Linked DNA regions of Homo sapiens: region 1 is linked to region 2. Evidence: read pairs that join two places in POLR2A ChIA-PET (ENCODE). Cell type or tissue: Panc1. All regions are shown on one strand.

What was found. ChIA-PET counts read pairs that join two places held together with the same protein. Peaks named below come from ENCODE experiments on the same cell type or tissue, not always from the same donor. Only the 100,000 strongest peaks of a DNase experiment are listed, where the experiment ranks them.
Region 1: POLR2A ChIA-PET joins it to region 2 with 6 read pairs; 2 of 35 experiments call an interaction of 5 or more read pairs at or near these places.

What each region holds. Positions count from the first base shown.
Region 1 is chr5:138,849,818-138,852,317 of GRCh38, forward strand. All of the region lies in intron 7 of CTNNA1 (catenin alpha 1), which reads left to right. Among named protein-coding and RNA genes, the nearest start is that of LRRTM2, 24 kb to the right of the region's middle. In Panc1, no CTCF peak of the experiment used is centred here; a DNase peak (open chromatin) is centred at 1,174.
Region 2 is chr5:139,397,940-139,400,439 of GRCh38, forward strand. All of the region lies in intron 4 of SPATA24 (spermatogenesis associated 24), which reads right to left. Among named protein-coding and RNA genes, the nearest start is that of PROB1, 4.1 kb to the left of the region's middle. RefSeq lists enhancers at 1,453-1,672, 2,083-2,132. In Panc1, no CTCF peak of the experiment used is centred here; no DNase peak of the experiment used is centred here.

The DNA.
Region 1 (2,500 bases), 550 kb before region 2:
AAAAAGTTTTTTTTTTTAATTCTTAAAATAGGCAGTGCATTTACATGGCTTAAAGGGGTCTAAAAGAGTATCTAATGAGCATTGCCTCTCATCCCTGTTACCTAGCCATTCAGTTTCTCTTCTTACAGTTTCTTGTGTATCTTCCAGAAATATTTTTTGTAGATACAATAAAACACACACACACACACACTCTCTCTCTTAAGATTTTTGTGTCTTTTGACTTATATGGAAAGTTATTATACTTGATTGTGAAATAGGTTTTACTATGATAATTTGCTGACCTACACTTATTTTGTTTTTTTCCTCTAAAACAATGTTTTCCTAATGTTTATTTACTTTGCTCTTATGGCTACCCAGTCTGATTCCACATGCCCTCTTTTGGCCAAACCATCCGCAATTTGTGCTCTCCCTGTCTTCTATCTTTGCCTTCCTTCTTCTTTCTTAGATATTTAATCCTGGATGCCTCTATTTCTATTCACTGTACTATGGCATCAGCTTATAGTCCCTTAATTGCAATGAACTCTATGAAGCTCACATGTCTAGAATATAATCACTTTGGCTTCTTTCATGTTTGAATTGTTTTTCAACCAAGTCAGATCGAGTGGCCTTAGTCTAGGTGCTCTGTTATTGACTGTTCTGTATAATGTTGAGGATACTTCTATTTAACAAATAATTAATACTAATAATAGTACATCTTACTGTATTATCTATGTAGCCATTAGGCATTTACCATCTTCTTTCAAATGTTTATCTTACGGTGTTAGATCTCTTTATACTTCATTAATTTATTTTTCACATCACAGATGGTTTAAAGTCTTCATTTACTATAACAACTTTGAAGGTTTTACTATTTCACTGTAGTCTCTTTCAGTTTGTGTATCCAACGACTCCTGTGGTCTTTAGCTCTGGATCCAGGGTCTTATCCAGAAAATCTTCATTTTGTTCTTTCTTAATTTTTACTGAGGCTCTCTGGTTTTAGAGCCCAAAGATGGATGCTTCTACAGATTTAAGTTTTACCTATTATCACTACAAAACAAACAGAAACCCTGTCTAATAAGTCTTTTGGTGATTGATATTAGTTTCTGCTTTCTAATATTAGATCTTTAACTTTAGCCATGCACAAACGTTCTGTTAGGGGAATATTGAGCATTACCTTAAGCAGTGGTAAAAACTGGCATGCTGTGTTATGTGAAGAAAGAAGATGATTCAGTAAACAAACAAAAGGCATTTATTGCCTTGTGCCAGCTGGCATCAGTATAGAAAACATGCAGTGTAATGTCACCCATGATATATTCCTGGGAAGTTGAGGTTCAGGATAATTCCACAAAATGGTTTCTGTGTAGAACATATCATGGATGACAGGGGGCAGAGAATGCACACTGCCTTTGTCGTTTTCATTGTTGGGCTCTTATCTCAACTGAGCCTCATTTCCTATCCTGATGGGCATTCTTGTGCCTGATCTCTGTCTGCAGGGCTTCTGGGGCCCTTGACTTCACATCCTCCAGAGGTTGTTCAGTTGATCATGGCAGCTAGTCATCATAGAAGGTGATGCTACTTTGCCTGTGGGTGAAGGTGGACTCTGACAGCATCTTTGAAGAATAGGTGATTTTAGTCTCTAAGCAGGAGAGGTGTACACGTGGTTAACATGGGTGCTACCTGGCTGGGCGCGGTGGCTCACACTTGTAATCCCAGCACTTTGGGAGGCCGAGGGGGGCAGATCACTTGAGGCCAGGAGTTTGAGACCAGCCTGGCCAACATGGTGAAACCCTGTCTCTTAAAAAAAATGCAAAAATTAGCTGGGCGCGGTGGCATACACCTGTAGTCCCAGCTACTTGGGAGGCTAAGGCTGGAGAATCGCTTGAACCTGGGAGGCGGAAGTTGCAGTGAGCCGAGATTGCGCCACTGCACTCCAGCCTGGGCACAGAGTATGACTTCGTCTCAAAATAAATAAATAAAGGCCAGGCATGGTGGCTCATGCCTGTAATCCCAGTACTATGGGAGGCCGAGGCAGGCGGATCACCTGTGGTCAGGAGTTCAAGACCAATCTGGCCAACATGGTGAAACCCCATCTCTACAAAAATACAAACAAAACAAAACAAAAAATTAGCCAGGCATGATGGCGCGTGCCTGTAATCCCAGCTACTCGGAAGGCTGAGGCAGGAGAATTGCTTGAACCTGGGAGGTGGAGGTTGCAGTGAGCCGAGATCGCAACATTACACTCCAGCCTGGGCAACAAGAGCGAAGCTCCATCTCAAAAAAATAAAAAATAAATAAATAAATAAATATATAACATGGGTGCTACCCAATTAGTAGTGCTATAGTTCTGGAGCAGGATTTTGGAGGTCTCTAATGGGCCTGGCGTTAACCCTTTAAGTACTTGAGTAATAGGGGTATGGAATATTTCAATACTTTTAACATTGCCTCAGTGTAACCCATGAAGATGAGCCTTGCCTGTGAGGCTGTGGGCTAATAGCCAAATACCTTCCTTCCATATTGACAT
Region 2 (2,500 bases):
ACAAGGACAAGGATCTTTGTTTTATTCACGGCTTTATCCCTAAGGCCTAAAACAGCACCTGGCACATAGTAGGTATACAAAAAGTATATTTGCAGACCGAATGAACGGGATGTCCCTGGGGGTTTAGGACTCAGAAAAAAGACCTAGTTCAGTCATCCCAGTCCAAACAAACTTCCCGAGGGCTGGCTGGATGCCCAGCCTTGTGCTAGGGCTTCAGGGGTGGTGGGAGAAGATGGGAGTTGCCTCGATTTTCAGACCTGTTTCCTCATTTCAAAGATGGGGAAAGAGACAGCCCTATCCCACAGTGGTCTGGGGAGGACCCAGTGAGATAGTGGTGGCAAAGCCTACCCCCAAATTAATCGTACATTTGAGGCAAAGATGACTTTCTGAGGCAGGAGGATGGCTTGAGCCCAGGAGTAAGAGACCAGTCTGGGCAACATAGTGAGACCTCGCCTCTACAAAACTAAAAAAAAAAAAAACAAAAAACTAGCTGGGCATGGTGTTGGAACATGCCTATAGTCCTGGCTACTTGCTGAGGCAAGAGGATCACTTGAGCTCAGGAGTTGGGGGCTGCAATGAGCTATGACTGTGCCCCTGCACTCCAGCCTGGGTGACAGAGCAAGACCCTGTCTCTAAATAATAAATAAATAAATAAATGATAATTTTTCTGTGTTGGATCAAAATCCAAGGAGGCTGTAGGGATCTGGGGGTGCTTCATTTACATAACTGCCCCACATGGCACCTTGGAAAATTCTGATTCCTACAGAAAGAAAATCCTACTGTCTTCAAAGGTTGGACAAGGGGCCAGGCACAGTGGCTCATGCCTGTAATCCCAGCACTTTGGGAGGCCAAGGCGGGTGGATCACCTGAGGTCAGGAGTTTGAGACCAGCCTGGCCAACATGGTAAAACCCCGTCTCTACTAAAAATACAAAAATTAGCTGGGTGTGGTGGCACATGCCTGTAATCCCAGCTACTTTGGAGGCTGTGGCAGAAGAATTGCTTGAACCCAGGAGACGGAGGTTGCAGTGAGCCGAGATCGTGCCATTGCACTTCAGCCTGGGTGACAGAGCGAGATTCCGCTTCAAAAAAAAAAAAGGCCAGGCGTGGTGGCTCACGCCTGTAATCCCAGCACTTTGGGAGGCCAAGGTGGGTGGATCACAAAGTCAGGAGATGGAGACCATCCTGGCTAACACGGTGAAACCTTGTCTCTACTAAAAATACAAAAAATTAGCCAGGTGTGGTGGCGGGCACCTATAGTCCCAGCTACCTGGGAGGCTGAGGCAGGAAGATGACGTGAACCTGAGAGGCGGAGCTTGCAGTGAGCCGAGATCTCGACACCGCACTCCAGCCTGGGCGGCAGAGCAAGACTCCATCTCAAAAAAAAAAAAAAAAAGGTTGGACAAGAATTAACTAGAACACAAACTCTGAAAATACAGAAATGTCTAAGCATTTAAGATTTCAAAAGAGAAGACCTGGTAAAAAGTGAAGGCACAGCATGGAAAAGAGGAGACAGGTGAAGGGAGAGAATGAAGACATGAGTTCACCGGGTCATGGGACGAGGACTGTTGAACCTCCTTCCCAGGCGTCCAGCTAAGTGGAATTAATTACTTGTGAAGTTCGTTTGGGAAAAAGAATTAGAAATTTGTGTGACTCTTTGAAAATAAAAGCCTGTGGCACCCGATGGTGAGAGAATGGTTAGAAAATCCCTTTGAGAGTAAAGAACTATGTAAGTGTAAAAACCAAACTGAAACCACACAAGGGGAGTTTGTAGGGGTGGGAGGCACTGGCCAGGGTGAGGTTCACATCACCAGACTGGCTCAGGAGGGCTTGTGTCCCACAGGAGGGGTTTAGAATATTCTGGGGGAGGCAGCCAGGACCTGTCCCCATGACACACACACCTTCCAACAAGCAGATCCAAAGCCCCGTGAGCTTGACTGATCTCTGTTGGAAGGAAATGACCTAGGGGAAGGAGGTCTCTGGCCCTACCAGGAAAGAACCCCAGGTTCTTTTTTGGGAAGTAAGGGGATGCCCAGGGAGAGGGCAAGACTGAGGGGACCAATGGTCTCGAGCATGGGGGCAGTGACTGCCTGTTGCGCCCTGCCATGGCAGGAGCCAGTGACCAAACTACTATGAGACCTGTCAGCCTGCCTGGCCAGATCAAGATGTCAGCCTGCTGCCATCTTCCCAGTGAGAGCACTCACTAGGGGAGAGAGAAGGCTGAACAGGTGAAAGGCAGGGTACTCAAGGCTCCACATGGGAGCCCCATCAGTAAGGACCTTGAACCTCTTGCGCTTGGGCTCTGGCCTACTGGAGATCTGCTGCAGTGAACAAAGCAGATGTTGTGCCTGGAATTCATACCTACTTTTTTTTTTTTTTTTTTTTTGAGACAGAGTTTCACTTTTGTTGCCCAGGCTGGAGCGCAATGGCATGATCCTGGCTCACTGCAACCTCTGCCTCCTGGGTTCAAGCAGTTCTCCTGTCTCAGCCTCCTGAGTAGCT